2 separate regions of the Mus musculus genome follow, and region 1 is linked to region 2. Evidence: chromatin loops called from intact Hi-C (ENCODE). Cell type or tissue: left cerebral cortex. All regions are shown on one strand. Links, peaks and the distances in the headings refer to the core of each region. The heading gives the core; the rest is flanking DNA. Region 1 overlaps Aven (apoptosis, caspase activation inhibitor). Region 2 overlaps Aven (apoptosis, caspase activation inhibitor).

Region 1 (16,643 bases), core at 5,522-10,521, 76 kb after region 2:
ACCTAATTGTCTGCTGATTCCTCATCTGGGCATATATGCCAAATAGTGAAATCAGTGCGGCAAAGACCTGTCTGCAGTCTAATGGTCATTATCCACAGTAACCAAGATATAGGAACAACTTTAGTGATAAAAGAAAACACGGTATAAAATTGCAGAATGCTATTCAGTCTTTTTAAAGGAGACCCTTTGTATATATAATGTTTAAGTTAAATTCAGCATACCCGTTTCCCAAACAACATTTCTTTAACATTTTATAAAATGTGTTTTAACTTTATGTGTATGTCTGCAAATATGTATGTGAACCATGTGTATGCTTGGTGCCTTCACAGATATCATGTTAGATATCTGTGGGTGTTAGGGTGTTAGAGCCCTCTGGAACTGAAATTTATAAGTTGTAAGTGGCCATGTGAGTACTGGAAACCAAACCTGGGTCCTCTGTAAGAGTAGCAAATGCTGTTATCCACTGAGCCATCTTTCCAGCTCCTATCATTTATTTATTGTCACAGGCTTCAACTTGTTTTGAACGTTGACAAATGTCTCTTCCTAATCCATAATTGTCTGGATGAAACATGTAGCTTATTATTACCCATAGCCACCCTACTGCATGATAGCCTTCTAGAGTATCTTGCTCATATCTACATTGACCAACCTTTCTGTCTGCTCCCTGTCTTCTTTCCCAAGCCCCTCTCCACCGCCATTATGTTTTCAATTTCCAGTAAATCAACTTTTTCCTTTTTTAAATTAGATATTTTATTTACATTTTAAATGTTATGCCCCTTCCTGATCTCCCTCCAAAATCCCCCTCCCCTTCTCCCTTCTCCCTTCTCCCTTTTCCCTTCTCCCTTCTCCCTTCTCCATGCTCACCAACCCACCCCCTCCCCTACACTGGGGCATAGAGCCTTCACAGGACCAAGGGCCTCTCCTTCCATTGATGACCAAGGCCATCCTCTGCTACATATGTAGCTGGAGCCATGAGTCCCACCATGTGCACTCTTTGGTTGGTGGTTTAGTCCCTGGGAGCTCTGGGGGTACTGGTTAGTTCTATTGTTGATCCTCCTATGGGGCTGCAAACCCCTTCAGCTCCCTGAGTCCTTTCTCTAGCTCTTTCATTGGGGACCCTGTGCTCAGTCCCATGGATGACTGTGAGCATCCACTTCTGTATTTGTCAGGCACTGGCAGAGCCTCTCAGGGGACAGTTAAATCAGGCTCCTGTCTGCATGCTCTTGTTGGCCTCCATAATAGTGTCTGGGTTTGGTGGTTGTATATGGGGTGGATTCCCAGGTGGGGCAGTCTCTGGATGGCCTATCCTTCAGGCTCTGCTCTGCAATTTGTCTCTGTAACTCTCCATTGGTATTTTGTTCCTCTTTCTAAGAAGGATCAAAGTATCCACACTTTGTTCTTTCTTCTTGAGTTTCATGTGTTTTGCAAATTGTATGTAAATCAACTTTTACAGTTTCCATGTAAGAGCATGTATCATATAGTGTTATAGGAATATACAATATGATATAGAATAGGTAAAATTCACCTATGTCATACAGTCAGGACTGTATTTTATTTGGTGACAAAAGAGACTTCAGTCAGCTTGTTGAATGTGTTGTTTCTTTGTATAGGCGTCACATATGTGAGTGCACTGCCCAAATAATCCTCAGTCTGTATAGTTAAGATAGAGAGCTACATGTGCCCAAATGTATGTTTCAATAAAAACAGGACAGAGTAAAACAACAAATGAGGAAGACCCTGGCATATTTTGTACTAAGTAAAATGGCATGCCGAAGTCCCTGAGATAGCTCTTCAGTACCACAACAACAACAGGCACTGAGGAGTGCTTACTGTGCAACAAGAAGCCCAAGTCCAAATCCAAAGCACCTGTATAAAAGCCAGGGATGATGACATGTGCTGAATGTAACTCCAGCACTGGGGGCAGAGATAGGCAGCTCCCAGGAGCTCACTTGTCCCCCAAAATGATGTGTTTCAGGCTTAGTGAGAAATAGCATCTGAAAACAATAAGGGAGAGAGCCATGGGGGAGGAAGCCTTTCTCTGACCTCTGGGTGCATGTGTATGTACCTGCAACACACACTACTCTCCCATATAGATAAACAAACATACGATAGAAGCAAGTATAAAATATAAAAAAATAAAAATGCCCACAACAAAATAAACCCTACTAAACCGGAAATTTTGAGAAACAAGAGTCTCATTGAAGGTACAAAAGAGCACTAAAAAAAGTAAACATGTGGTTTCTCCTAAATTGTTATCATTATTTTTAGAATGGAATTTAAAATAATCTTGAGATAGGGTCTCTCTATGTAGCCCTGCCTATAGTAGATGTAGCTTGGAGGCCTGCCTCTCTGGCATGCTAGAGTTGAAGGCCTGTACTACCATGCTCAGCTTGTTATTGCTGTTTGGAGGCAAGGTTTTACCCTGTAGCCCAGGCTGCTCTTGAACTTGATTTATCCTGCCTCTGCCTCCTGAGTGTGAGTGCTGACACTGTAGGTGTGTGCTACCCAACAGAGCTGCATTTGCCTCAGACTCACTTTTAATGTGATTTCCTACTCTCTAGCCTCAACCAAGAGTCTGTGTGAGACGGGAAACAATATCTCACAGTCAATAATTAATAGTTGAGTAAGTATTGCCATTTTTAAAATTGAACTGTTAGGACTTAGGTATATAATTTGTTTGAACTTATTATCTCTAGCTAAATGTCAAATTTTATATCTTATGGTAATTGTGTGGTTTAAAAAAATACAGCACCAAATTACAGTTTCCTTGACTTACATGGCTGTGCAGTCAGACTTTTGTGTGAAGAGACATTTAGTTGTTTTTCTGAAACTCTACTTTTCTACACTTAAATAGATTGTAACCTCCAATAGATAGCTGAGAGCATTTCAATTTTAATGTGGCTTTGTGGGAGAGTTGACCTTCTAAATTCCATATGGTTTCAAGGACTTGCTTCCAATAGAATTGTAACTATATAGTCCTAGTAAAGAGTGCAGAGGGAAGGCGGAGGGCCCTGGCTTATAAATGCAGAAGTAGATGTTGAGACAAGAATGCGCGCACAGTTGTGACCTTGGCATTCTCGAGTTTCAGTAGAACTGTTAATTATTTAGACTCTCTGTTCTCTGTCTTTATGCACATAGGACTTTGTCCTTGTATGTTAAAAAAAAAAAAAACAAAGCAAAACAAACAAGCTGTAATTTGAGGATCTTTCATTTTTAATGTAAAAGAATATGTTATCCACTTTTGGAACATATTTTTGTAGAAAAGAAATACCTGGGAGAACAGTTTCTCTGTAATTAAGAAACATTTCCAACTTTTCTGAGAGTCAGTTAACAGCTAAAAAGGCTTGCACTGAAGCAAGCAAGCACTTGTAAATCAATGCCATTTCAAGTAGGAACTGTCCCAGCAGCCGAATGAAACAAACGGATTAACACAGTTCATTCAGTTTCTTTGGGACCCTTCACCCAGGCTGTTCCTGGTTCTATTGCCACACAGTAGCCGAATCAATAGAGAGAATTGAGTTTGAACATTGGTAATTGTTGGTGCTGTGGTCTGTCCCTGTTGTATTTCATGGACCTCTTTGGTGCAGGAAGGAAATCATGGAGCTGTTTTTCAGCAGTTACCACTCAGTAGTTCCCAAGTCACTTGCTGAATTAAGCAGACTTAGATGTGGAGCCCTTGTTCCCTGGCCCAGCTCACCCTTCTAGTCCATGGGACAAAGAGGTCATACACTCATCATACTGGACCCTGTGACGGTTGACTTGTTTGTTAATTTGTCAGGATCTAGAAACACCTAAGAAACTTCTGGACATACCTGCCTGGGAATTCCTAGATTGGCTTGGAAAGACCTAAGTGTAGACAGCACCAAATGGAGTCCTCCACTGAGTGAGGAGAAGACAAGCTGAGCACTCCCATTTGTCTTTTTTTGCTTCCTGCTTTGAGGATGCAGTGTGACCAGCTGCCTCAGGCTCCTCCTTCCATGACTTCCCCACCATGATACACTCAAACCGTGAGCCAACATATATCTTCCTTAAGTAAGTTGCTTTTTCAGTTGCTAATCCCAAACCAAGGAGAAAAGTAACTAATACAGAGTCCCTGGTTATCAGTCCTGCTGTTCTGCCTGCCTCTGCCCTCCTTGGACGGTCCCCCACTTCTGCTCTCCCTGGCCATCCCTGACTGCTCTTCAGACAGTCTTCCCCTGACTCTCTAGAGCTCTGTGCCATTGCACTTCATTCACCATTTGTTCTGTCCATTCTATCTTTGCCTTGTTTAGTTAGTTGTTTGTATAGTGGGTTCAAATGTGTTCTTCCAAAAAGGCATTTTCATGTTCTAGCCCCTATTCTTTGTGACGTTCTCTGGGAATAACAGTCTTTGCAAATGATGTGAGGATAGGGTCATATAGAATTAGGGTGTTGTTCTAACTAGTCTTATGGCAACTTCACACAAGCTAGAGTTATCTGAAAGGAGAGAAACTCAATTGAGAAAATGTCTTCATAAGAGCTGGTTGTTGGGCATTTTCTTATTTAGTGATTGATGGGGGGAAGGACAACCCATTGTGGGTGGTGCCACCTCTGGGCTGGTGGTCCTAGGCTCTATAAAAAAGCAGGCCGAGCAAGCCATAATGAGCAAGCCAGTAAATAGCATCCCTTCATGGTCTCTGTATCAGCTCCTTCCTCCAGGTTTGTGCCATGTTTGAGTTCCTGTCCTGATTTCCTTTGATGATGAACAGTGGTGAAGAACTGTAACCAAATAGACCCTTTCTTCCCCAAGTTGCTTTGGTCATGATGTTTTATCACAGCAGTAGAAACCGTAACTAAGACAGGTGGACTCTGGTCCAGTGACTGGTGTTCTCAAAGAAGAGGGAGGTTTGACCCCAGACACAGTGGTGAAGGACACAGGCAAATGACTGGACTGTTGCAGCCCGACTGATGGGATGTTATGGATGCTGGTAATACTGACTACTAAGAAGCTGGAAGGAAGGAGTCCCAGCTCCTTCAGAGGCTCATGACCCTATAACACCGCAAGAGCAGTTCTAACCTCTAGAACTATGAACATAAAGTCCCGTTGTTTCAAGACACTTTGGTATGTTTTTAAGGTGAACCTAAGGAAACAATACAGTGTATTTACCTGATCTTGACTCTTCTACAGACTTAATGCTAGTTCATTAAGAGTTTGGGCTGTTACAAATAAGGCTGCTATGAACATAGTGGATGATCATGTGTCCTTATTCCATGTTGGACATCTTCTGGGTAAATGCCCAGGAGTGGTATAGCTGGGTCCTCCGGTAGTACTATGTCCAATTTTCTGAGGAACTGCCAGGCTGAGTTCCACAGTGGTTGTACCAGCTTGCAATCCTACCAACAATGGAGGAGTGTTCCTCTTTCTCCACATCCTTGCCAGTATCTGCTGTCATCTGAGTTTTTGATCTTAGCCATTTTGACTGCTGTGAGGTAGAGTCTCAGGGTTGTTTTGAATTACATTTTCCTGATGACTAAGGATGTTGAACATTTCTTTAGGTACTTCTCGGCCATTTAAGTTTTCCCAGTTGAGAATTCCCTGTTTAGCTCTGTTCCCCAATTTTTAATAGGGTTATTTGTTTCTCGAGTCTAAGTTCTTGAGTTCTTTGTATATGTTGGATATTAGCCCTCTGTCAGATGTAGGGTTGGTAAAGATCTTTCCCAATCTGTTGGTTGCTGTTTTGTCTTATTGACAATGTCCTTTGCCTTACAGAAGCTTTGCAATTTTATGAGGTCCTTCCCATTTGTCAATTCTTGATCTTAGAGCATAAGCCATTGGTGTTCTGTTCAGGAAATTTCCCATGTGTTTGAAGCTTTTCCCCACTTTCTCTTCTATTAGATTCAGTGTATCTGCTTTTCTGTGGAAGTCCTTGATCCATTTGAACTTGAGCTTTGTTTAGGGAGATAAGAATGGATCAGTTTGCATTCTTCTACATGTTGACTGCCACCTAGTGAGAATCACTTGCAAATGCTTTGAGGCCAATGTCAGAATGACATTGACCATATGTCCTCAAATTCACAGAGATTGCCTGCCTCTGCCTCCCGAGTACTGGGATTAAAGGCACATGCCACCACTACCTGGCTAGGTACTACCTTTTAATCGTATAGTTTACACATAACAATTAGCGTCTAAGAAAATTCAGCTTAGGAAAATTTTTTGTGGAAACTTGCAACACATTATAAGCAATTGAATAAACTCAAAACAGCATTATATTCTTTTAACTTTTAAATCCAACTTATTTTTATTTTTAAAAAGTATTGGGTAAATAGATTTCATCATGGATTGTCATAGGTATATGTCAGACATTGTTCATGTTCATCTGTTCCCTGTCTCTTCTCCCTAAGTCCTGTGGGGCCTCTCCAGTCAAGATAGTTTCATATTTGCTGTTTTCCTGTCTCATATCAACATAGTCACATAAACACAAACGCACGCACACACATACCATACGTGTGGAATCCAGGCTCTGCACAAAGTGTGCACAGTGTGAACAGTTTTCCCCGCTAAACTAGCCTATTGCTCCCTCCTCTTATTTTAGTTTGCTTGCTTTCTTCCTTTTCCCCTCTACCCCTTCTCCCTTCCCTTCTTCTCCCCCCCCCCCAAATCTCTGTAATAAGAAGGCTCTCTATAATTACATAGCATACTTTATGGGGGGCTGGGGGAGACAGTTGGTGAGTTGCCTGCTGTGATAGCACAAGGCCCTGGTTTTGGGCCCCCAGCATTCACATAGAAAGTGGCACCATAGGCAGTCCCTGTGGTCCAGTGCTGGAAAGGCAGGCCAGGGTTCCCCAGACTTGCAGCTCCTAGGTTCTGTGAGACTCTGCCTCTGAGTCTAAAGAGTGACAGAGGAAGATCTTCAAACTTCCACCTCTGGTCTCCACACAAATGCTCATACATATATGCATGTATGTCTTTACAGCTATATGTGTACACACGTGAACACATGTATACACATAAGTAAACACATGTACACATGGCAAAAATATAGTTAGTAAATACTAAGAAGACATAATTTCTCATTAAAATTATGAGCACAAATAGAAAAGATACTGAGTGTATGAAACAGTCAAGTTTATTTAAGCATGTTTTCTGAAAGAGGGTGTGGTGGTACCCTTCTGAAACTTTGCTAAAGTTTCTGCAGAGGCAGAAAGATTGTCACAAGTTCAAGTCCAGCCTGATGTATGTAGTGAGCTCCGGGCCAGCAGAGCTGCATAGTGAGATCTGCCTCCCAAGCAGCAGCAGCAACAGCAGCAGCAGCAGCAGCAGCAGCAGCAGCAGCAGCAGCAGCAGCAGCAGCAGCAAGAACAAGTTTCAGTAAGCACTCAGAGTATAAAGCCCGAGAGACCAGCTGCTTGGTGCCGCATTCTGCATCGCCAGCTTCTGGTCTCTTACATGATGGGCAAAGTACACATGTATGTAAAAGCATGTAAATAGACTGTAAAATACAATAACATACAAAAATACATCCAGGATATATTTTATTCTTGGGCACAGTGACTCCAGTTTGGGAGAATATATGTCAAAAATACAGTGCTAGTTTTAGCTTGAGGCTGGTTTGTGAATCTTGAACATCATTTATAAGGAAGAATCTGTAGCGTCCTTGTGTCCCATGGACAAGGATCTGCAGCTTTCTCTGCTTGGCTTGTAGGAAGCCTGACCATCTGGCCATGTGCTGTTTGCTCATTAAGCCTTCGCTAGGCTTCAGTGTCGGTTGCCAGTAGTGCTGCCGCCATGTTCAAGGCGCCACAGCTGCTCCCCAGCCTCCATTCTTGGAGCTGCTTGAGGCCTGCTGAAGAGCCCTTGGCACCTGTGTGCTTTCCTTCCCATTCCTTTCCTGAGGAGCCTTGAGAAGGATCTCGCATTTGGGTACCCTCCCAGTTAATGTTGGTTCGTGGCACATTGGATTGAGGCAGAGCTCATGAGGTGAGCCCTCTAGCAAGGTGGGCACACAGGCAGCTGGCTGTGGCCATTCCCACAGCCCCGCCCCATCTCTATTCAGGGTGTGTTGCTCCTCACAGTGGTGACCCCAGCTCTCGATCAGGAAATATGAGATACAAAAAGAACAAACAAGAACTTTAAGAAAGAATTTAAATGGGATCATTATGCACTGCAAACAGCACTTCAAAAAGCAGACAGGCCTGAGGGACATTCTGCCTTCTAATGTAAGCAAGGCTGCTGTTTGTATAAATCTCTTCCTATATATTAAAATTTTTCTAGGAGGAATTTCTTAAACTTGTTTATTATGAACAAATAGAATATATTTAAAGCCACTTCTTTTTGGTATCTTAGGACTCGTTATAACTCCCTTTAACAACTGGTCCATTGCTTGCTATCTTACAGATCGGTGGTACTGACTTCAGTAGTCATCACTAAATATGACTTAGGATATCTTTAGTTTCTAATTATTTTTGAGAGCCATTTAAGAGCAACTTCAACTGAAGACCTCTGCCATCTTTTACTCCATCCTACTTGTTCTCATCTGAAGTCCTCAGTCTCAGAAAGTTCTGACTGCAAACAGAATTCTGTATTTTAGACTTTTGTTACATATTCAGCAAAACTCATGAAAATGTAGTTTTTTCTTCTTATTTCTCCATTGTCTACCCCTTTACATCACATAGACCACTTAGAGTAATTTTTTTTTGGTTTAGTCTTAGAATTGTACATTCATTCACTGGCTCATGTATTCTTCCTCACATGGATTTATGGAGTAAGCACAGCTTCTAACTGTCTGCAGTGTGCAAGGTACTGCAGGGTCCCAGAAATAGATGGTAGACTGCAGTGTGTATTAATGTGCAGAAATTTTGACTGCATGGGAAACAGGAGCTGGGACACTCACAAAGGCAGAGTTGCATAGACTACTGTAAGTCTGGCAAAGACTGCCTAGAAACTCCAAATGGAACTCTGTAATAAGATATGAAAACCTAGATATTGTTAGTGATATGTGAATGTCACCAGAGGAGAAGCACTCCAGCACACCATGCAGGGACGGACTTGCCTTAGCACTGTGTGGCAAATTGGTAGCTGTGGAAACTATAGTTTGTGCTCTTATGTGCTCTGATTTTTGTCAGGAAGCCTAATCAAAAGTCTTTGAAAATTCAAATGACCTTGGATAATGTTTGCTCATTAAAATCACAGCTTAGTAAAATAGTGTTTTCCAAAAGCAAACAACACACAGAGATGAGAAAGTAAGTTCATGTTGACTTTCCCTGCCTGTAGGAGCTCACTCACACTCATTGAGTTGGATAGAGGAAGAGGTAGAGAAACAGATAATAAGACTTACATTGATATGTGAGATAGATGTATCCAAGGAACAGTGTGAAATTATTAGTCTAATAAAATTCCCATATCAACAGAGGGAGGATGTCTTAGGGTTTTACTGCTGTGAACAGATACCATGACCAAGGCAAGTCTTATCAAAAAACATTTAATTGGGGCTGGCTTATAGGTTCAGAGGTTCAGTCCATTATCATCAAGGTGGGAGCATGGCAGCATCCACGCAGGCATGGCGCAGGCAGAACTGAGAGTTCTACGTCTTCATCCAAAGGCTACTAGTGGAAGACTGAGTTCCAGGCACCTAGGGTGAGAATATTAAGCCCACACCCACAGTGACACACCTACTCCAACCAGGTCACACCTCTAAATGGTGCCACTCCCTGGTCCAAGAATACACAAACCATCACAGAGGATAGTAAAACATAAACACTCAGTGGGTATTGACAGAAATGATCTTGGATTTGGAAAGAATAATTTTATTATCCTGACTAAGATTAAAGGTACCACAGAAGCCAAGTATGGTGACACATATCTGTGATCCCAGCATTGAAGAGGCTGAGGCAGGAGGATTGTGAGTTTAATGCTAGCTCAAACTCCTAGGTCAAATTACCTGACCAAGTAATTAAAAATACACAAATTCACCATTGTTTGAATAATGTGGCTTTAAATTTTAAAACTTTTTACTTTATATACCATTTAAAGTCTTCCTCTGCTGTAGTGAAATGATACCCATTTTACGGTTTTTGTTATTTGAATAGATTTTGATATTCTAATGTAGAGCACTGGAAAATGGGGCCAGAGATACGGTTTGTTGGCTATTCATGCTACTCAAGAGAACTTGTGGACTCCCTTTGTAAACTTTATATATTTTGTAAACTTTATTAAGCCCTCAAGGCAGGAAAATGGCCATGCTCCATTTCCCAGATCTCCCTAACTGTCTTAATGGCTTTTCAGCCTCTGAAACAGTCACAAAGGTCATCTCCAGCCCTCAATAGGACCCTCCCCAGATCATGCTAACTTTAGGTGAAAAGTCTGAACAAAAGCCATCAATCCATGAACTTCCCACTGAAATCCACTGTCCCTGAGCAGGAAACCCATAATCCCTGAGCCCCCCAAACCTCAGGATTTGAAATCCCACCAATCATCTCCATGGAAATCTCTGCCCTAGAAAGCTTCGCCACTCCTCCCTCCCCCAAGAAACCCTATTGTAAAGGCTGTGTTTGCTCAGCTCCCTGCTGTCTGCTCCCTCCCAGGAGCAGAGGCGGCCACTCCTGGATTAGTCCCTTTACATCTTGGACCCGCCAATAAATCTCTTTTATGAGATTTGCTGCCTGGTGTGACTGTCATCAGAAGCAGCTAAGAAGCAATGAAGAGAAGGAGGGAAGAAGTGACAGAGTGGAGCAGGGCTGAGGCTCCTCAGCTCAGCTGGGAGACCCTCCCTGGGAGCTGCAACACCTCTCCTGAGAAGCCTTCCTGGCAGAGCTGTGTGATTCCCGAGCTCCTGTGTGTCAGGATGCCCTTGCACTGGGGAACCTTCTTCCCTCCACACTGTGTGGTTCTTGGGCTTCCTAGTCCCAGGACACCTTCCCATCCTCCACTGCAACATGGTCCTTCTTTCTGTCTTCTGTAGTTGATTGTGATTCATGACCTCACTTCAGGCGGGCATTAGACAATTCAGATTTTTTCTTTGGAGCAACACCCTGTCATGTCTAACTGTATGTAATTTTGTTGAATGGATAAATAAGGTTACTTTACTATAATCTTTTGTGTGTGTATGTGTGTATGTGTAAGCATTGACATTTTTTGTTATGTTTGGGCAGTGTCTTAGTTAAGGTTTTACAGCTGTGAACAGACACCATGACCAAGGCAAGTCTTATAAAAAACAACATTTAATTGGGGCTGGCTTACAGGTTCAGAGGTTCAGTCCATTATCATCAAGGTGGGAGCATGGCAGTATCCAGGCAGGCATGGCGCAGGAGGAGCTGAGAGTTCTATGTCTTCATCCAAAGGCTGCTAGTGAAAGACTGACTTCAAGGCAACTAGGGTGAGGATCCTTTCCACCTGAAGTTCTTTGGCTTCTTCTATTCAGGTTTCTCAAATTATTTACTCTCTCTTAGAGTGCTGTGCCAGGGTTTGATGTTGGCTTTCTTGTAAAATTGATTGATCTAAAAAAGAAAATTCTCGTGTTGTCAGAAGTGATACAGAAGTATTTCACCAATAATGTGAAGGAGATAACTGCATTCTAAGTTCCAGAATGTCAGCAGCAGCAGCATCCTTAAGTCTAGAGCTCTACAAGGCTCTGGCTCTCTGCGGTCCCCTCCACATACTCCATGCAGATGAGACCTGGTTTCTAGGGATGCTGGAAAGATAGGTGCATCCTATATGTAACATTCAATGTGGACATTTGATGCTCAGGGGCTTTGGGGGCCCCACGGCTGGTGAGAAAGCTCATTGCAACTCATGGTTGGGCAGGACAAGAGATTTTGATTACCCTTCTTGCTTAAATAGCTTGACCTAACCTTTAATGGCTTGTATTCTCTCCTCCACTGTAACAGTGTTAAGTGCTGGTCTGTTTTAGGTTAAACTCTGAAAGACATCCATATCTTAAATGGTGAATCTGAAAATTCGAAAAATTGAGAGTGATAAGAATTTTTATGCCTTATAGGCTGAGCTTGGCTCTTTTTCTGGATTGACATATCTGAGTTTGTGGGCTTAAGAATTACTCTGGTATTTTCAAATATTGCAGTGTTTCACAGATGAGGAACTTTAAGAGTGAAGAACTAGGGCCTTCCGTCTCCATGGCAACCATTGTGGAGATCATTGGCCTCCTGTTCCCTGTGGGACCTTTGTCAACCTATAGTGTTCATGTGTGATTCATTAGACTCTGGACCCTGGTTTGAGCGTAAGGGATGGCGCTTCTAGTGAAGTGCTTGTCTAGAGCTAGTGAAACATGGGATACAAGTCAAGTCAGTAGGTGGGTATGTGTTGTTGTAAGTGGTATCTAATAACTCTATTAGTGCTTAATTTGACCCAGCCAGCCCCCCAGTAATTGGGACTGAGTCCTATTGATTTGCTGCACTCGTTACTTGCTGTTCGAGTCTCAACCAAGCTACTTTTGTTCCATTAGCCTATCCTAAGGATGCACTTCTGGCCACATGGTCAGGGTCCATCTATCAGGGTAGCCTCTGCCTCTCTTGAGTTTTTCTCCCGCTCCCTCTCCAACCCCCAGCCCCCAGCCAATTGTCCCACCATTGACACTTGTGAGCCTGTGCCTGTGGTCACACCAGCACTGCAAACATGTTTGTCATATTGACTAGGCACCAACCTCCATCTGAGGTGGGCAGAAGAACAAGATACTGTCAGGCCAGGATAGAGCGCTGGTGGCAGGACTGTTCTTCCATACTTAAGCTTTCATCCTCTCAAATAGAGAGAGAGTGGGGAAAGGCTTTTCTTGTCTGCACCTGGAGATTTATTGATGGTGATCAGTTTTACCCAGGGAATCTCAGAAATCAAAGCATTGTACACTGCTTGAAACACTCTTTGATTTATTTATTCAGTGTATTCATTTTTGTGTGTGGTGTATGTGTGAGTGGTGTGTGTGTGTGTGTGTGTGTGTGTGTGTGTGTGTGTGTGAGAGAGAGAGAGAGAGAGAGAGAGAGAGAGAGAGAGAGAGAGAGAATGTGCACAGTCTATAGGAAGATGTTCTGTGTGCTGTTTCATCACTCCGTGCCCTAATTCCTTGAGACCAGGTTGCTACCAGGACCTGGACTTGAGCAACCTGTCTTGCCTGCCTGCCAGCCCCAATGATTTGCCTGTCTCTATGCATTCAGTGCTGGGGCTGAAGCATGCATAGCTAGACATGGTTTTTTAGGTGGTTTCAGGTGTATCTGAATTCCTGTCCTTGTGCACATACCAAGCTCTTTTATCTACTGAGCCATCTCCTTGGCCTCTTTCTCAATATTTTTGGAAGCATCCTTAAAGTTGTTTCCCCCATACCTATAATAATCTAATACTTGATTCTTTGCACAATTACTTGATTTTGAGAAAACCCTTTTTATTTTGGATATGGAAGATAACTGAAGTTGGCAATAGAGCAAGGACTTTCAAAATATAATGAAAATTTCTGTCTCACATCTCAGCTTTTTTTTTTTTTTTTTTTTTTTTTTTTTTTTTTTTTTTTTTTTTTTTTTGGTTTTTCGAGACAGGGTTTCTCTGTATAGCCCTGGCTGTCCTGGAGCTCACTTTGTAGACCAGGCTGGCCTCGAACTCAGAAATCCGCCTGCCTCTGCCTCCCGAGTGCTGGGATTAAAGGCGTGCGCCACCACGCCCGGTTACATCTCAGCTTTTATTGTATGTACATAAACTCTGTCGCCAGAGCAGCTCCAAGTGGGCTCAACCCCCGCCCCCCAGCCTCCCTCTGTAGTGTGGGTACAGCACCACTGCCACCTAAGCTTTTGATATAAGGGAATGTAGAAACTCTCACTTTGTACCAATCCATCACTGCCCTTCCTGCTGCTTTAGCAGATTCTGCAGATCTCGCTCTTAGAAAGCATGTTAGGCTTTAGTAGGCCTGCCACGCAGGTGTTCTTATCTGCAGAGTGGCACTTGGGCGTTGTTCTGCAGCCTACAGAACAGCCTCAGTCTTCCATTTTGCTTTAGGATGTTGGATGAGTGTCCAGGAAGGCTTCGCTGTAGTCCCTTGTAAGTCATGAAGCATGTCATTGGTGCACTCCCTTTGTGCTGGAGTAAAGTTGAGCCTACTGTGGACCTGCTGCACACTGTTACTTAGAGAAGAGCCCTCATGTCTGATGTATAAGAAAGGAACACATTGGTGAGAACACCATTCTTTCTATGTATGTCACAGTATGATTTAAAAGGAAAATTTTAATTAAGGTTTTTAGAAGATTTGTATTCTGTGGCTCTCAGTTTAGAAATACTAATATTCTTTCATCTTTAGTGTGAGAGTGACAGGGTTAGCTGTTGATAGATCCTAGAGCTCCTCTTTTAGCAAGTGTGTTATTTGCAATTAACCTCTATGTGCTTTATCAATGAGGACTATTTAAATTTAATTCTTGTTAATTATGTGTGTGAGAGAGTGAGTGAGTGTGTTTGTGGGCAGGAGGGGTGCAGAGAAGGAGAGGGGGGAGAGGGAACATGTGTATGTTCCAGCACATATAAGAAACGAACTCAGGACAGGCCTGCACAGCAAAGTGCTTTTCTCAGCACTGGGCAAGGCTGCTGGCCCTGTGAGGTCTTAAATTATATCATTGTAATGTTTACTGAAAGCAGTATGTTTTAGATATCCCATTTTTCCATAAAATTTTCATTTCTTTATGCATACTTGATTTTTCTGTGGGGCAGAACAGACCTCCTGAGTGTCATTGTTTTTACTGTTAACGATTTCTGCCTATGAAGTTTGACATAGATTGTAAAACATCACCAGCCTGTCAATCTCTGGATCTCTCTCTACGGTGGCTTGTGTTTTTCATTCTCTTTAATAAACTGTGGATTACATAGATAAACTGTAAGTAGCTCTGGGCTGCTGCCCCGCTCAGACTCCCTGTACAGGTTTTCTTTCTGTTCTTGGCTGCAGCCATAGGCTTGAGCTCGCTCACAGCGGCATCCAACATGAGGCTTGCTCCTGCAGTCCTTCTGTCCTGCTTCTAGTATTAAAGACCTGGGGCCCTACCTGAAAACTTTGACTTTGCAACTATGGTCTCTCCATGGCTCTAAACTAGTTCATGTCGTCCCGTCCTGTGTGGACGATTTGGAGACACTCCTCCAGCTTCACGCCACCCCGGATGCTGCTTGCAATCTCCATGGTCCCTTAAGGAACTGGCTCAGACCATAGAGCAGTCCCGGACGGCAGCTTAACCCCTTGTGCACTTCTCTGGGGAAGGTTCAGTTGAGTGCTCTGTTTTTTTCAGGTGGAATTTGTCTGTGGGGGAGGGCATTTCTTCTAGTTTTTGGCAAAAAGATTGATTTATAACAAGTTAGTCAATCATTATTAAACTCTTGTTGGTATTTAAAAATTGTGAAATCTTAAAAATAATTACAGCATGCCTGATGATTGAGCCTTATCCTAGTTATAATTATAATCTATGAGGTTTTATGAACACACACACACTCACACATGCACGGGCACGTGTGGATGTTCAAGAATGACATAAATGGGGCTGTGGAGATGGCGTAGTCAGCAAAGCGCTTTAAGCATGAGAACCTGAGTTTGATCCCCAGAAACCACTTAAAAAGAAAATACTGAGTGTAGCGATACACACATGCAATCTTAGTGCTCGGATCGGTGGATCCCTCAGCCTCACTGGCCAGCCAGCCTGTGCTGCTCTGAGAGTTCCAGGTAAGTGAGAAAGCTAGTCTAATGAAAAGGTGGGCAGCCTGAGGAATGGCACCTCTGGCTTCCACTTATGTATACACATGTGCACCCACAAACACTCATTACTCCCCCCCAATAATGACAACCCCAACATTCAATAAGGCAGTAAGCTGCTGGCTAATTTTTAAAATCCTCCAAGACTGATTTTTAATTATTATATATGTTAGAGGCCACCTTTCTTCATCTATTCTCTTGTCCTACATTTCTCTTGGGTTGCTATATTCTGAGAGCTTGCAGGAGCTGTTTATATAGTACTAACAACAGCCTTTTGTCTGTGCTGAAATACTTCTTGTTACTGTGCCATCTATGAGTTTGGTTTTTATTGTCACAGAAGACTTAAAATAATTTTATATGTTAATTTTTATGGAATTTAATTTATACCCCTTTAGCTTCTGAATAATAAAAAGTTCAGCCTTATATGTTGTTCTGCCTTTCTCAAATGTCTACATCTTTGATCCATACAAAATATGTTTTGAGTATCAGAATTGAGATGTAGGGATATAGCCTTAATTTACTATAGGTTAGCCTGCTGACTTAACCCTAATAAAGACTGATTTTCTACAGATAATCATGTTCTTCTGATGTCTGAATATCCACACACCTGGATCTCTTTGGTGCTCTCCTATTTTAAGAGTAACTCTATTTTATCCATTTTAATATTTCATTCATTTAAATCAAAAAGTCAAAGTCTTCACTCTTTGAAAAGGAATACGTAGGACAGATGTGGTGGCACATGCCTTTAATTCCAGCACATGGCAGACAGGCAGGTGGATCTGAGTTTGAAGCCATCTTTGTCTGTCTATACAGTAGTTTCTCGTCCTCCTCCTCTTCCTCCTCCTTTCCTTTGACTGGATTTCATGGTGGACTGCTGGCCTGCCTGGCCTGGGATTTGCTATGTAGACCAGGTTGGTCTGGAATTGGAGTCCTACTTTCCTCTGTGCCCCCAGTGCTGGGATTAAAGGTATA
Region 2 (16,643 bases), core at 6,373-11,372:
GAGCTTGCCTTGTGATCACGTGTGGAGATATTATTGCTTTGTGTTGAGTACTTATTTATGATCTGAACTAGGAGGCTGTCACAGACAAGTAGAATTTTGAGCTGGGGCAATTGCTATTGTCTAAAGGGAAACTGCATCAGTATTTGTGGAAGGATTTTCTGGTCTGCATTGTCCTTGGAAGCTAGAAGAATGGTGATAAAAAGAGGGATTGCCCATATGTGTACATGTTTGTAAGCTCTTGTCTTTATTTCCTTTGTTGAGTTCTGACTTACAATTCCAGAGATTTTTTTTTATTGTTTCTTTGCGAATTCATGTTGAAAGACCTTATAGAACAAGAATTTTTAGTAATGAAGAGGATTCTTTCTTAATGAATTCTTGTTTTCTAAGAAGGGTGTTAACTAGATCACATGCTCACATGCTACCATGTTAATTACCCTGGGCGTCACTTCAGAATATAGACTTGGGACTCTTACGTTGAGAGCTACTGTCTTTCCCATTTGGAGTATACAGAGAGTTTTTCTCAAGGTTTTTGAGCAGCATTGATGTCTCCAGTTGTACTGGAGTGTAGTCTCACTCCTGAGTCTTTTCTGACTCCGGCTCTACTAATGTCTGTTGCTTAATGGAAGTGTCTTCATTTTCATCTTATCCTCATCTGTGAAATTCGGTGACATGATGTTTATACCCCCATGATGTTTCCAATGCTTAGTGGTCCTTTACACCTTCATAGTGGATGCTGCAAAGTGACAGGTGCCAGGGAAGGAGTTTTCTTTCCCTAAATCAGCTCCTGTCATGGATCTCTCTGGTGTCTCAGTGGTCTGACTTGAAATGAGTGTGCTTGCATCTCTTTTGCATCTAGCTCCCCAGAAAGGGTATAATCATGTGTGATATCGGCCAATCCCCCAGTCACAGTCTGTGATGTCACAAACCAAAGATCATTTTCTCCCAGCAGGGACAAAATGGAGAGGAGGAGACTGCCCGTGATGATTCCATCCTTATTCACATTCAGTTACTTCCCAACGAAAATGAACCACAGGGCCTAGTCCTGCTGAAATCCTACTGAAATACTCATTGACTTAAGCAGAGCATGGCACCCCCTTTATACTATAGTGAAAAACTCAAAAAATTAAAAACTTGAAAGTTATACAAATATACATAAGCAGATACATACTTAAGTAAGGTTTCTTGATATGATAAATGCTAATACATTAACATGAATTTTACATATATTCTAATTAGCATACAAATATAACAATAAAATTTGTTGCTTGTCATTTTAGGTAAAATTACCTTATTTTAAAGACAGGTATAATATCAGCGACACTCAATGGAAAGTCTTACTTTGGCTCATGTACCTATTTTTCTTGTAGTTTAAATAGGTATGCTTATAGTGTTTGGCTGATGTAAATGGTCAGAGTCTATGATATATGATAATGGATGTCACTAGTAAGGATATGGTAGCCAAAACATTTACCCCATATCATATTGAATCATAGAAACAATTTTCAGTCATTGACTATTCTCCAAGATTCAAAATGTCATTAATTGTACTTACTTTGAAACCCCTTACATGGGGCTGCCAGGATGGGTCAGTGTGCTAAAATAAAGCATTTGCCATGTAGCCTGGCAACCCTAGTTCAATCCACATAAAGATAGAAGGAGATGGCTGACTGCACAGAGTTTGCTCAGACCTCCACAAAAACAAACAACAAACAAACAAACAAACAAACAAACTTGCTGGGCATGATGGAACATTCCCAGAGAAAGGCAGATCTTGAAGTTTGAGGCCAGCCTGGTCTACAGACCAAGATCCAGGACAGCCAGGGCTACACAGAGGAACACTCTCTCAAAAAACCAAATAAGTAAATAAATAGTAAAATGAAATAATAAAAAAAGCTTATCCATTGGTACCTATGAGATGCTAAAGATCATGGTGTCTTTAGCTTTTTAGTCCATCAGTGATTGTAGACTGTTCTGAGTTACTGCAGTTCTGGGGAAGCTTCACTGAGACTGACATAGCTTTCTGAATGGATTATTATAGACAGGAGAGAAAGTGATGGTTCACTGGGTTCATATCTGTCTGCCCATCCATTGTCATAGGAGGATAAGCTATGGAAGGAAGCAAAGTCCCCAAGAAGTGGCATGTGAGTCTTCCTCAGAAGAGTGAGTAAAAAAATATCAGGAACATCATCTTACATCCCCTTCCATTCTGATTATCCGAAGCCAACCAAGCACAATGTTGTAAATCTCCTTTTCCTTGAGTTGTTTAAATTGTTTAATTATTATTACTTTTATTGAATTATATTTTATTTATTGCTTGGCATTGTTCTCTTAATATGCATTTAAAAATGTTAATCTGTAAAGCTAGGTAGAAACAGATGAAAAGAACCTTTAAGGATTCAAGTAAGTCTTGTATAATGTGTGTGGAGGGGGTGGGGAAAGGCAAAAAGCCAGCACTTTTTAGTTTGGCTGTTACATAAATAAGACTTTGGAATTTATGGTCCTTTCCCCGCCTGAAACACACTGGTGTAGCTGTGAGTCGAGTCACTCCCTGTGCTGAAATGAGAGCTTTCCTCTGGTACTGGAAAGCGACAAGTGAGACTGCAGAGTGGCCTCAGAGGCCAAGGACGTGTGTCAACTAAGGTTATCTGTGCAGTGTCTTGGAAAGAGTAAAGGAGGAGGGGTGTATCTCATTTTCTGAATTAAAAACCGAAAACAGAAATCTTTCAATGCAATGGAGACAATTTTCCTTCTTCCATCACTTTGTGCTGGGATGGAGTTCACGCCCTGCCCTGCGTAGGCCAATGGTCTGTCTGCTAAGGCGCACTGCACAGTGCTCCTCACATTTGTGTTTAGAATAATCACTTTGGTTAGTTGTTTTTGGATTAGCCAGTTTCTTTAGCTAGGTGTGGCGTGCTTCTGTTGTTTTTCTTATCTCCACCCTTCCAAGCTAATAGAAATATGACTTTGTTTTAGGGCTTTCGGTAAGATTTTTGAATCTAACTTCTCAGTTGAACTTATGACAGTGACTTCATTCTAGTGAAGTTGTAGGGAGGGCATTGAAATGTCATCAGGTGAAGGAGGGCTGGCAGTTCCTGTCTGTGCGTTTTACACTGCGTCTCTTTAGAAGCCTCCCTCTGGAATGAGTGCGAGGGAGTTTCTGCAAGGCACTCACCCTTTCAACTTCTCTCATGGCTTTGCATTCTGAAGTTCAAACCATCAGCCTTGGATGAAAACTTTTGGGGATTGAGTGTGCCAGACTTCATTTTGTTCTGTTCTTAAATGTTCCACTTGCTCTGCTACAGAAACATCTCTGCTATCTTTGGGGTAAATTCACCCCACCCTGGCAGTGTGCACTGGAGGCGTTTCCCTCAGCCTGGATGAGAATGACATCACAGTTTAGGGTTTTTGTTTTGCTAAGAATTAAATCAGTCATTGAGCCTTTTAAAAGCATTGACACAAAGGTTGCTACCCATGCTGGTGAGTTCTTTCTCCCAGTTCTCGGACCCAAGTTCGAGCTTGGTAAAGAGCTCTGTGGGCACCTCCTAGATAGCGTTCTAGACACTTCTTGTGCAGATTGCTTTCAAATTATTAAATAAAATTATAATTCTTAAAAAAAAAGAAGATAAATTCAGTGAAAAATAAACGGGATGTTCCAGCCCTGTTATGGCAGCGCTGTCTCACGTGCCCAAGTAGAAACAGGTGTTTACCTCAGAAGGCTTAAATCTGCATAAAGCTTACGGGAGACCACATGAAATTCAAACCTCCTGGCTCCCTCACTGAAATAGCAGGTATCATTTCAGTTATCACGCTATGAATTAATGTTATAAAAGTGACTCTTACCTGGCAGGAGTTGCTTGAAGCTCAGTGAGGAAGGGTAAGCTCTCATACTGGAAATGCCTCGTCGACTTTTGCCGTGGTGATCTCTTTCACCCGTGTGTCTTAGTTCTTGCAGCGTCTTTGTGGCCCCGGTAATCCCATGTTAGCACAGGTAGCAGCAAGGTGAAGATTCCATTTGGGCAGGATTATGGAAATCAAAGGGTGAATTTTGCCTTTATCAGATAACAGCCATTGATCTGACCACAGTGCTCAGAACTTATTAAAAATTCATTGACTATCTCAGCAGTGAGAAATCGTGATTGCTCTTGCAGATGTTTCAGCCTCTGGAAAAGTTCTGCTCACCTGTAATTCAGAGAATCCAGTGTCCCCAGAGCACGCTTGCTCTAACACCGTGTGTTCCAGAAGCACGGGTGTTCTTTAGCACCTTCTGCTTCCCTTGGCTTTTCCCTTAACAACTTTCCGTCCTTCAGCCTCCTGTCTGCAGAGGTTAAGAATCGCCTTTCTTTCCCGAGTGCTTCTGTTAATACATCGCTCTAGTGCACTGGTTTCTGAGTGGTGAGGGAAAAAATCCAAAAGGAAGAACAGCTTTGCCACATCCCAGACACTGAACATGAATGAAGCGCTGATCGGATCCGTTCAAATCAGACAGCCAAGTGGTGGGATGCTGCTTTCATACATAATGAGCCCATTAATTACTCCTCCCCATGGACAGCAGTGCGCCCTGGCAGGAAGAGAGGAGAGAGCAGAGGGGCGGATGCTGTTCACTAGGTGCTCGCTGAGCAGCTTGCCACTGAGGAGGGAATCAGGAGCTGCTGCAGCTCTGGAGTGTGATCAGGTAGACTAGGCAAGAGTTATTTTGACAGACAGTTAAATGACGTATTTTGGAAGGGGGAAAAAAAAAGAGCTTAGCAAGAGGTAGCTGGGATGAGGCTCCTGAATGCTGTGCGAATGTGCATCTCTCCAGCTTGTCCCTCTGGCTAGAAAGATTTTCCACCTCTGCTATGCAGTATTTGCAGGGTTCTGTCCAGCTGTGTTAGTATCATGTAGTTTTCTCCAGTGAAAGAGAATTTATAAAAGGTCTTGGGTGGAAAGCATATACTGTGAGTTTAAAAAACGATGACAGGGAAAGACTTTCCTTTCCTTAATTAAAGATGCACACATTTTTATACATCTTTTGGCATAAGTATTTTGTTGCTTTGGAATAAAGCATTACAAGTCCTTTGATATAAAATGTAATGAATGGTCTTCAACCAGTGTTTTAAAACTATGTGAAATTCTGATCACCTGTATATAAAGTATAGATCTAAAAATGCCAGTTCCCTAATTTTTGTTCTTTAGCTGTTAACTCTGTCAGGGACCTCTCACCCTCTTCTCAGTGGAGCCTTTTAAGACTATGACTAGGTAGAAGGATATTTTAAAATGTTTTAATTATTAAACACTTGGACAAAGGTGAAGGGAAATACATAGGACCCAATAGACCCATTTCCCTGATTTAATAACTGCCAGTGTTTTTTCTCTTTATTGAAATACTTTAAAGGAAATTTCATTTTTTTTACGTAACTATATGTAGTTTAAAAGCCACACAAACCCTTTTCAGATGAGCATATTACACATTCTCTGTGGCCACTCATTGGCCAGTCTGCTTGAAATTCCTTGTTTCACAGAAGCTCTGTTTTACACAGGGTTTCTCAAGTGAGAATTCAAAGCGAACTTAGTTGTCAAGCATTAGAAACTTAAAACCTGACCATGATAACTATATATGAGAAAGAAGTAATTCTAATATCATAGTTACCTTCCATGCAAATTTGTAGCATGAATATGCAAGAGAACATCTCTCTAGTATTTTCTTGAACCCTTTCCTACTTAACACTATTGCCATAATGCTAAAAAGAATTGTAATATTGGGGCATGGAGAGTTTGCTCAGTAGTTAAGAGTACATATTGCTCTTACAGAGGATCTGAGCACCCATTTTAAGCAGCTTACAACCATCCATAACTCCAGTTGTGGAGGATCCTACACCTTCTGGTCACCATGTGCACCCATACTCATGTACACATAAATATAATTTCAACAACAAACCTTTAAAGAACTGGCTGTTGGATTGGTTCATTGCTTTCTGCAGATTTTCTTGACTCTGTTTAGAATTCAAGATTCTGTCCCTCTGTCTTGAGACATTCCTGGGGGCTGTGTAAATTCAGTCAAATATTGTTGCTGCTGAGTTAACACCACTTGGCTTGTTTTCTTATCAAGCACATAACATACTTGTATAATGAATATTCCAAAGTTTCACCATTGGTATGGGACAGAGTTCTGTGAGATAAGACCTACCTAGCCAGTGAGGCTGTGGTGTTTATGAGGACCTGTGACTAGGGCACCACACACCTCTCTCATGTCTAGTGCTCTTCCCTGTGAATTTTAGTTTTTATACTTGGAAGAGTGAAAGAGCATTTGCTTGTCTACTTAACTTCTCCAGGAACACAAGAACAGGAAGTTTAAGAAAGCTGTGTGCCGCACCTCCTTTGTTGAAGTTTATTCTCATTCAGATTCTCTTCTCTCGTTTCACTTCATCTCTCTAAGTGGCTGCGTAGATGAGAAATGAGAAGGTGAAATATGGGGAATCACTTAAAAGAGTGTGGATGAAAATTGTTTTCCTGTACCGATCTGGGCTTAAAGCCAGTGCTGAGGGCTTCCAGTTATGGAATGCCCCTCTTGCAAGGTTCTCATAAATCATAGATAACACACTGCCAAGGTGTTTGCTCTGTTGTTATGGTGTGAATGCATCATAACTCTGTGTAGCAGTTTTACATGTTCTCAGTCATGCCTTGTTTCTCAAGTCCTGTTAAATAAGTGTTTTATGTGTTATACACTTAAGTATGTTATACACACTTAAAGAAGGCCCAGAAAGTAGTGCTATGACCATTATATAAGGATGAGCCAAAATGCCGTTTTCCTCTTTCTAAGTGGTCTGTAGTTATCCTTATCATTTATAACATAGAGCCAGTGTCAGGAAGGCATTTGTCCTGTTGGGAAGGCGAGGCATTGGCAGAGGGAGCAGTAATACTAGGCTGCATGGTTTAGGTCTAAGTTCCCACTCTAGTTCAAACTATGACCTCCCAATAGCCTGGCTATAAACTGAATTATAAACATTCATTCTTCTAATTTAGAAGACAGTTCCAACCCCAGAGAAGCTGCCTCCTTTTTCCTCTGCTTGGGACCCTCGTCCATGGACTCGATACCACTTACATTTAAGGTGGGTCTTCCTACCCCAGTTAACCTAATTTAGATGATTCCTTATGTACACACTCAGAGATGTGAGTACATGGTGAGTCTAAATCTTTAAGTAATTTCATAGTTACCTTCTATGCATTATCAAAGCATTGACTGTCAAAGCATTTCTGGTATTGATCTCGTTTATAGAAAACTACATTTACTTTTGCTTTCTCCACTGTGTGTGGCTCTCTTCCCAACGTGGAAGATGTTGGGTTCTGGTATAATCAAGACAGTGGCCAAGAGTCCCCATCTGGCTCCTTCTATTCCTTACTGGGAAAGAAGAGTGTTTCTGATGCGCCACACTTCCAGTATCATTTTCAACAGCAGCTCTTCTCCAGCATGACCACCAACCTATCAACAAGGTACGAACTTTCTCTGAGATTGCAGATGACCTGCAGAGATCTTGAGAGTCGACGGTCTTTGAGAAGATGATGTGAATTTAAAGAGAAGAGATGTTTTCTTTTTCTCTGTTATGCCTTGAATTTATAGAAGAATGTTAGTTGTTTTGCTTTGTGGTTTTTGTTTTTGTTTTTGTTTTCCAAGAAGGGTTTCTATGTGTAGCTCTGGCTATATTGGAACTCGTTCTATAGATGGGGCTGGTCTCTGCCTTCTGAGTGCTGGGATTAAAGGAATGCACCACAAGTGTCAAGCATTTTTTTTTTTTTTAAACTTTCTAGAATTGTGTGTACTTTTCCTTCATGGTCTCTCAAATAGTAGTGTGTCTTAAAATGCTACACGTAGATATTTTTCTCTTTTTTAAAAAATAAATGTATGTGTTTATGGCGTGTGCATCTGTGTTGTATATTTGTGTTTGCCTGTATGACACACACTTGTGTATAGGTTTGTTTGAGTGTGCACATGGAGGCCCAGAGTTGCCACCGGGTGTTTTCCTTGATTGTTCCTCGTTATTCACAGAGGCAGGACCTCTCAGTTCAACCCAGAGCTCATCAGTATTGCTGACTTAGGTCCCAAATCACTCTGGGAATGCTGGAATTACGGACAGCGGCTACACCTACTTCACATAATAGAGGTTCTGGAATCCAACTCTGCTCTCCACACTTGCTTGTCAAGAGTTTTAAGTATGGAGCTAGACACTCATCTTTCATTTAAAAATTTAAAATTCAATTAGACATTCATCTTTCATTTATAATTTTAAAAGTTTAAAAATTACAGTAAAGTTGCCCATTAGGAAACAATTGCTTTCCTCCTATGGATATATCTGAATGAACCAAGAGTATTTTTATCTTCAAATGAAGATTTTAGAAACATGTGTGGACTTCTTGAGGTATCTACCCCTCTGTCAGAGCATCTTGATTTCCCTACTTTGGCATTGACCTTTTCCCTAAAGTGAACTGCAGGCAACCACTAGAGGTCTCCAGACCACACTTCAGGAAGTTCTGACTTTACAGGCTAGTAGACAGAATGGCACTGGTTACTAAGGTTGGTCATTAAAGATTTATGAAGTATTCATTATGTTCCAGTACTGATCATAGCTTTAAAAAAAAGTGAGGTCTCTGCCCTTGTAAGGATGACTTCATAGGACCATGTCTGACCCCAAACTGTAGCAGGATGCAAAGTGTTGCATCCCGATTGCCAGGTCCTTGAGATGCGCAGATCTGTCAGAGTCCCTAGAATATTCTCTAGTTCCTCATTCATAGTGAGGTCATTCCTAGCCTCCTGCAATGGGACCCTGCCCCTTTATCAAAAGGAACCATTCTCTGTACCAGGCTGTTTAGATAGGCTTTGGCTTTTGTTTTTCTTGCCAGCTCTATGTATCTAATCTTTAGGGAATCTCGTTTTATTCTCTCTCTCTCTCTCTCTCTCTCTCTTTCTCTCTCTCTCTCTCTCTTTGTAAGTAGACCTCAGAGAAGTTTGCTGCTTTATTCTAGAGAATGTTTTGTTTGTTAGGGTCTTTGTTTCTCACTTGAACCTCTGGTTCATAGAATCTTTGAAGTAGAGTGGCGTCTGAGGGTAACGTGCTTGTCAGAGTGCTCTGTGCACTCTACCTGAAAAGCACTGAGTACACCGATTGGCACGTTAGGGCAAGTGCTTCCTCGACACCAGCCGTTGTCATTATTGCAGTGGAACACAAGATGCTGTCATTTCTGAAAGGCACTGCAGAGAAGAGTTAGTTTCTTCCCCCGTTTCACACAGTAAATGCTGGAGCTCCATCCCATCCTTTCTCACATGGGTAGGCAGCCTGTTCTCTTCAGTGCTTCATTAGGAAGGCAGTCAGTCAGTGCAGTCATCACATTGTTTCGTACCAATTTTATATAGATGGATATTTTCCTTTTTTTTTTTTTTTGAGACAGGGTTTCTCTGTATAGCCCTGGCTGTCCTGGAACTCACTCTGTAGACCAGGCTGGCCTTGAACTCAGAAATCCGCCTGCCTCTGCCTCCCGAGTGTTGGGATTAAAGGCCTTCGCTATCACACCCAGCAGATAATTTCAACTAAGTTATAATTGGTAGTTTCAAAACAATTTTAAGGATGATTTTAGAAGGCAATCATCTAAGAGTTTTATAATAGTTAAGAGTTTATTTAAGTATATTTAAGCCAAGAGTTTTATAATATAATCTCATTTATATAAATGAAATGATATAGAAAGCCTGGCAACTGGTTAGTCTCTTATAACAGGTTCTGTAGACAATCCAAAAAGTTGTTGATTAGTCACTTTCTAGATGATGGATGGATCTATTCTTAAGCATAGAATCACTGTACATATACCAAATGGGCTACTATTTAGCTATTAAAAAGAATGAAATTCTATTATTTGTGGCAATATGGCTGGAAATAGAGATTATTATGTAAAATGAAATAAGCTACACACAGGCAAGTATTATGTGACCTCACTTATGAGGACTCTAAAAGAAGCTGAGAGTAGAGTGGTTACCACAGGCTGGGGACAGCAGTGTGTCAGGAACAGTGGGCACTGACAGTTCTGTAGGAGCAGTAAGGTCTGCTGAGCTATTACATGGTAACATAACTATTGACTAGTGTACTGCACAGTTCAACAGATCATAACAGAGGACTCAGAGAGTTTTCATCATTAAAAACATGCTTGACACTCGAGGCAGAGGCAGGCGGATTTCTCAGTTCGAGGCCAGCCTGGTCTACAGACTGAGTTCCAGGACAGCCAGGGCTATACAAAGAAACCTTGTCTCAAAAAACCTAAATAAATAAATAAATAAATAAATAAATAAGCTTGAAGAACTCAACATGTTTAATATGATTCAGACATTATATAGCACATGTATGTGTAAAACATGTGACACATGGAACTGAATCCTGTAGGTGCGGAGCGCAGAGCTACTACATTGGTGAGCCTTCATGAGTTGGGACACTTCATTTAATAAGTTTTGTGAATTATTTGAAGAGTAAATGAGAGGGACTAACTCCAAGATTAGGTAGTATTACATAAAGCTATTAGGGATACTTGGGTAGAAGCTAGAAATAGACACTTTAAAGTCATCGTAAGTAGAAACAACCATAATTATGAGGGTATGCAGGAAGAAGTGTGTGTGGGGTATACAGCAGGGTTTCAAACTGGGGACTCAGTGACCTAATGTTTTTTAAAGGACCTTTCTAAGTCTTAAGGTAGTTAAGAAATCATCAGACTTCGTGGACCTCTGGCTCTTACAGTCTTTCCTCCCCTGAGCTTTAGGTGCAGGAGTTGTGTTGTAAATGTATCCATTGGGCATCAAATGACTAGTTGATTTCTGCATTTTAACCAGTTTTTTTTTTTTTTCTATAGTGGACTCTGCTGCAAAGAAGAGATTTTTTTGATCCAAGGTGTGAGCTATACTTCCCTGTGATATAAGGACAAGTTATTAGGAGTATGTTGGGTCTAGTGAAGTGGCCACAGTACATTCTCTAAACTCTAGAACCTCAAGGTCCTGGGTAGCTCACCTAGTTAGACAATTAGACAGTTGTTGGTTCCCACTACTATCGAGCCTCTGGGGCATCTTGTTATGTTGGTCATTGTTGTGGTTCATAGATGTCACAGCTGTGTAGGACCATTGATTGGCCCTTTCTTGGCAGATTTGTCTCCAAGAAATGGCAGGAAGTTATATCTGTGATAGTTCAACAACAAGGCTTCCTGAGTAAGCCCTAAAGAGTGACAACCCCAGCAGACATGTTTAATGAGGAAGGGGGTTCTCTTGGGGGCCTCTTCATGGTCTGAGATTTATGCACAAACATCTTTTAGTATTTCTAATGGCAGCCTGCAACAAAATCTCTCTCTGACACAAACATCCGATCTTTCTTCTCAGCCTAAGTAGTACAGTTGCCATAACAACCTGATGAGGGTGGCGCGTTTGCTGCTGTGGTGAGGTTGTGTCCGTCGCAATTTTCAGGGTTTTAAAATTCAGCATGACATTCACAGATGTGACAAAGAATTCCATCTGTCCACTGATTTGATTTTCACTCAGTTAACTGTCCAAAATCACCACCCACCCCCATGTTGAAAAGGGTCCATGAGTTTCATGTCTAGCATTGGGCTTTTGTGTGTGTGTGTGTGTGTGTGTGTGTGTGTGTGTATACATATATATATAGTGAATACATGCTTGTTTTCATTAGTAAATGATATAATTCACAGCAAATATAAAGTAGAAAATATAAAGTAGAAAGAATAAAGGCTGAAGCTGATTTTCAGTGGTTTCTTATTTGGTAAAAGCAATTTACATTTTCTGTTGTTCCCAAACAAAATAATGGGTCTCATTGTGACATTTTCGTACAGATGTTTCATTTAACTTGGCGTCTTATCCATCTCCCTCCTCTAAGGCCACCTGACTCCCTCTGCCCACCTCCTGGTGGCCTCCTACCTCTCCCTTCTGCTTTCTTGTCTGATGTGCTCCACTATTCTCTCTTGTCTTTTTCCCTTCCCCGAAGATATAGTCCTCTAATTCAGGATTCTCTCCCTCTCCCTACCCCGCCCCACACACTGACACATGTGCGCATGCGCACACACAGATACACGCACATGCGCGCGCGCACACACACACACACACACACACACTGTCTTATGTCTACAGTACATCTAAAAGAAAACGTAGTATTTGCCTGTTTTGAGTTTGGATTATTTTGCTTACCAATAATCTCTAGCTCCACTATTTTTCCTGTAAATATATTGAATTCAATTTTCTTTATGGACTGAATAAAATTCTATTCTGTACTTATACCACACCACACTTCGGCCAGTCACGTGCTGGGCTTCATCTCAATTGGTCCATTTCCTGGTTATTGTGAACAGTGCAGCAAAAACCATGATTGAGAGAATATCTGTGTGGAATGCTGGTGTAGAGTCCTTAGGGTGCCAGGAGAGTAAGAGATGAGCTCTACTTTTAGTAATTTCCACACTGACTTCTGTGGTGACTGCGCCTATACCTGTTGCCAGCCCCTGTATACGAGGGTGTTTGGTTATTTTTTATCAACCGGACATACATGAGAGTCACCTGGGAAGAGGGAACCTCAGCTGGGGAATTGCTTCCATTAGATTGGCCTGTGGGCAGGGCTGTGGGGTCATTTTCTTAATGTTTGGTGTGGTAGCATCCAGCCCACTATGGCTTGTGCCACCTATGGGCAGGTGGTCCTAGGTTGTATAAGAAAAGGCTGAGCAAGCCATGGAGAGTAAGTCAGTAGACAGTGGTCCTCCATGGTCTCTGCTTGAGTTCCTGCCCTGACTTCCCTCAGTGATGGATCATGCCAGGGAAGTGTAAGGGAAATAAATCCTTTCCCTCCAAGATAGTTTGGTCAGTGTTTATTTATTTATTTATTTATTTATTTATTTATTTATTTATTTATTTATTTATTATCACAGCAGCAGGAAAAGCAAAGTATAGGATTACCTCTCTCCCATTTGTTGTCATTTGTTTTCTTTTTGTGCATGTGTGTGCAAAGTAAGCTATACGAATCTACTTTCATTTATTTACAGATCCACCCAATTATCCTAGCACCATTTGTTAGCGCCTGTCATATCTTCTTCAGTGTTTGTTATTACCAGCTAGCTGGTACAACCACCTAACTTACCACAAAGATGTCAAAAACTTGTATTTTATTGCTGACAGAAGCCCCCATTTCTGAGCAGGTCTTTCCTTTTAACATGAGGAAATCAAATCAAGGCTCTGGAGACAGGGTGGACGAAGAACAGCTCACCTGGTGGGAATGCCTGATCCTCAGACAACAGAGCAAGCAATGCTGGGACTCAGCAGCGTCTGCTTGCCGTCGCCTTGATCTCAGGATGGCATGCCTTGTCCGGATTTATGCATTTGCAGAGAATATATGATGGGGTCTGAAGACATACACAGTGTGATAGGAATTCCTTTCTGGGGCTGGTGTGATGGCTCAGCAGGTAAGAGCACTGACTGCTCTTCCCAAGGTCCTGAGTTCAAATCCCAGCAACCACATGGTGGCTCACAACCACCTGTAATGAAATCTGACGCCCTCTTCTGGTGCATCTGAAGATAGCTACAGTGAACTTATTTATAATAATAAATAAATCTTACAGAAAGAAATTTCTTTTTTTTTTTTTTTTTTAATGTCCAGACTCCAGGGCAGTTACTGTGTTGAATTCACGTGTTCAGTGTGTGCACAGCAAGGCCACTTGCTGCTTCTAGCTTGCAGTCCTCCTTGCTGGCTTGCAAACCTTCTGTGCTGCTTTTTCCTAGTCCTTGATCTAGTGACCTGTAACTTGTTTAGTGTAACTAAGGAGCAGCACAGAGAGGGGGAGAGGAATGTCTCCCAGGCAGGGGGAGAAAGAGAGGGCTGTAGCTGTGGGTGTGTGAGAGGCTTAAGAGTCAATGGTAGGCCTAAAGATAGACTTGTATTGGGCTTCCTACTAGACTCTGGAACTTCCTTGAAATATGCATGAAAGAAAGCACAGTGTAGATAGCAATGCAGCTCTCATAGCTTTGCATTCTAACCCAGGCAAATGGGAGGCATCAGAGCCAGGAGTCTAGGTGTGCTGGTGGGAAACTTAGAAAGCAGGTGATGTTTCTGCTGGCTTTTACACAGCAGGCAGGACTGTACCACACAGGAAGCTGTGCATGGAGGATGCTGTGCTTTAGACCCGAGATGGAGTGTGAGTGAAGGGTTGGACATGTTAGGCAAGTCCTGACTGCCGCCGCCAGTGCAGCATCAGGTCTGAAGGAATTAGACATACCTTTAATCAATCCCAACACTCGGGAGGCAGAGGCAGGCGGATTTCTGAGTTCGAGGCCAGCCTGGTCTACAAAGTGAGTTCCAGGACAGCCAGGGCTACACAGAGAAACCCTGTCTTAAAAAAAACAAAAACAAAAACAAAAACAAAAAAAACCCAACCAACCAACCAACCAACCAAACCAAGAGAGAGAGAGAGAGAGAGAGAGAGAGAGAGAGAGAGAGAAAGAGAGAATTAATGTGCTATAATCACCTGGAATTGCTATACTTTTGTCTGGCTTTTCCTATATAATACATTGATTCTGAGATTCACCCAGGTCAGTAATTCCCTTTACTTCTGAGTTGTTTTTTTAGCACATGGCCACAGCATAGCCTGTCTGTGTCTACTAGCTCTCTTACTGATAGACATTTGTTTTAGATTCAGGTTTGAGATGTTATAAAATACCCAGAGCCTTGATATGCAAGTCCTCATGTGAAAGAGCTTCACTTCTTTTGAGTAAAATACCCAGGGATAGAATTGCTGGGTCAGAGGGGGCTTTATCCTCAATTTTATAATAACCCCAAGTCGTTTCCCACAGTGGTGGGAGTGTGAAGAGTTTCACTGTGGCTGGATTTTCACTCACTTCTGTGAAGATCCGAAATATTGAGCAGACTGAAGGACTTTTACCAACGAAGAAAGACCAGTGGTGGATGGGGAAGCAAGTCAGCGTTGCCCTGGGGATTACACATTTACCCTCAGTGATACTCCACAGATAGATCTGAGAGCTGAATGTAAATAAAGTTCAGGATGCCTTCACAGAACATCCACTAATGGTTGCTGTGTGCTAATCTCCTATAGAGCTCATAAGTAAAATAAGTCCTTATAATCTAAGAAAATAGAAAGTAGTACTTTTTGTCTAAACTATGCCTGATCTTAGTTTATCTGAAAATCGTTTTCCTAGAAATTCTAAGCATCAGGGAATCAGAGCAAAAAAACCTAAAAATAAAACCTCAGATCATTTCAAATCACTGGGATTGGCCCCAGTGGAGTGGCCAGCTGGGGAAGAAGTTCCATTCAGACTGCATATTATATAAAGCTTAAGTCTGCATGTGTCGAAAAGATAAGTGTAATCACACTTAGACTCTGTTATAATGTTAGAGTGGGGAAATATTTTAAAATACAATCCATAATGCAGAAACCATCACTGAAAAGACTATTACATTTTGTTGCATAAAAATTAAGGATTTCTATAGGGCAAAACTTACTAGAGTCAGAGTAAAATAGAGGCTCTCTGTGGGTGGGTGCGTGGTGATAGTGCAGGGGCTTAGAACCTTGCTCCTTGAGAACTACCTTTGGATACACTGGTGAGTTTTAGTAACCTTCTGAATGGTTCCAGTATTCTGGAGGTGGAGGTAGGAGGATCACTTGTTATTTTGAAGCCAACCTAGCCTACATAGTGAATTGGGGCCAGCCTGGCTAATAGTTCATATTAATAAACAAATTAAACAAACAAATGACAAAGGCTTTAGGGTAGATTGTTGACCGAAAGAAAGTAAATGCAAATAGTTCTTAAACACCATGAAAAGATGCTCGACCTACTCACTACTTAAAAAAAAAAAAAAAAAAAAAGGGAAAGGAAACTAATTAAACTTACATTTCTGACAGAAATCAAAGTTTGCCGGACACTGTACTGGAGAGGATACACTATAGGGTGGGTGTTGGCTGAGGGTAGTTCAGATTGGGAGCAGAGAGCTGGAGGTCAGAAAGCAAAGTTCTTCAGAACGAGTCAGGCAGAGTAAAACAGGGGTGGGGTGGGGGCACACTGACTGTATTGAGCAGCAATGGCTGGTGAAACTGCAAAGGGAATCAGGAAGACCAGACCCATCATTGACACACTAGTCATGTGGAGGCAGGCAGCCCCGCATGTGCCCACGGCTCAAGAGCATCACTTGGTAGTGCTCCCTCAGGGTCATGATGCAATGTGGCATCTCTCTATTTCAGAAAGTGGTTAAAAAGGATTAAGTGAAAAAGCTGTCCACTTATTAAATGTTAATTATCTTACTTAGAGTTACTATGGCTGTGATGAAACACCATGACTAAGGCAACTTGGGGAAGAAAGGACTTATTTCATTCACATGTCTGTATAACAGTGCATCTTCAAAAGCTCTGAGTGCAGGAACCCGGCAGCAGCAGGAGCTAATGCAGAGGCTATGGGTGAGTGCTGCTTACTGGCTTGTTCAGCCTTCTTTCTTATAGAACCCAGGACCATCAGCCTAGGGTTGGCCCCATCCACAGTGGGCTGGTCCCTCCCCCATCTATCACTAATTAAGATCCTGCCTTACAGGCCTGCCTATTTCTCGGTCTTATGGAGGCGTTTTCTCTTTTCTTTTCTTTTCTTTTCT

The links. Peaks named below come from ENCODE experiments on the same cell type or tissue, not always from the same donor. Only the 100,000 strongest peaks of a DNase experiment are listed, where the experiment ranks them.
Region 1: it touches region 2 in a loop (2.3-fold over the local background); 2 of 42 quality-filtered maps call a loop at or near these places.

Annotation. Positions count from the first base shown.
Region 1 is chr2:112,606,854-112,623,496 of GRCm38, forward strand. The region is part of intron 2 of Aven (apoptosis, caspase activation inhibitor); the gene reads left to right. Among named protein-coding and RNA genes, the nearest start is that of Gm22676, 110 kb to the left of the region's middle. In left cerebral cortex, for the core only: a CTCF peak has its summit at 5,982 (motif pointing left); a DNase peak (open chromatin) is centred at 7,713.
Region 2 is chr2:112,530,477-112,547,119 of GRCm38, forward strand. All of the region lies in intron 2 of Aven (apoptosis, caspase activation inhibitor), which reads left to right. It also overlaps a transcript of Chrm5 not described here. Among named protein-coding and RNA genes, the nearest start is that of Gm22676, 38 kb to the left of the region's middle. In left cerebral cortex, for the core only: a CTCF peak has its summit at 8,480 (motif pointing right); a DNase peak (open chromatin) is centred at 8,497.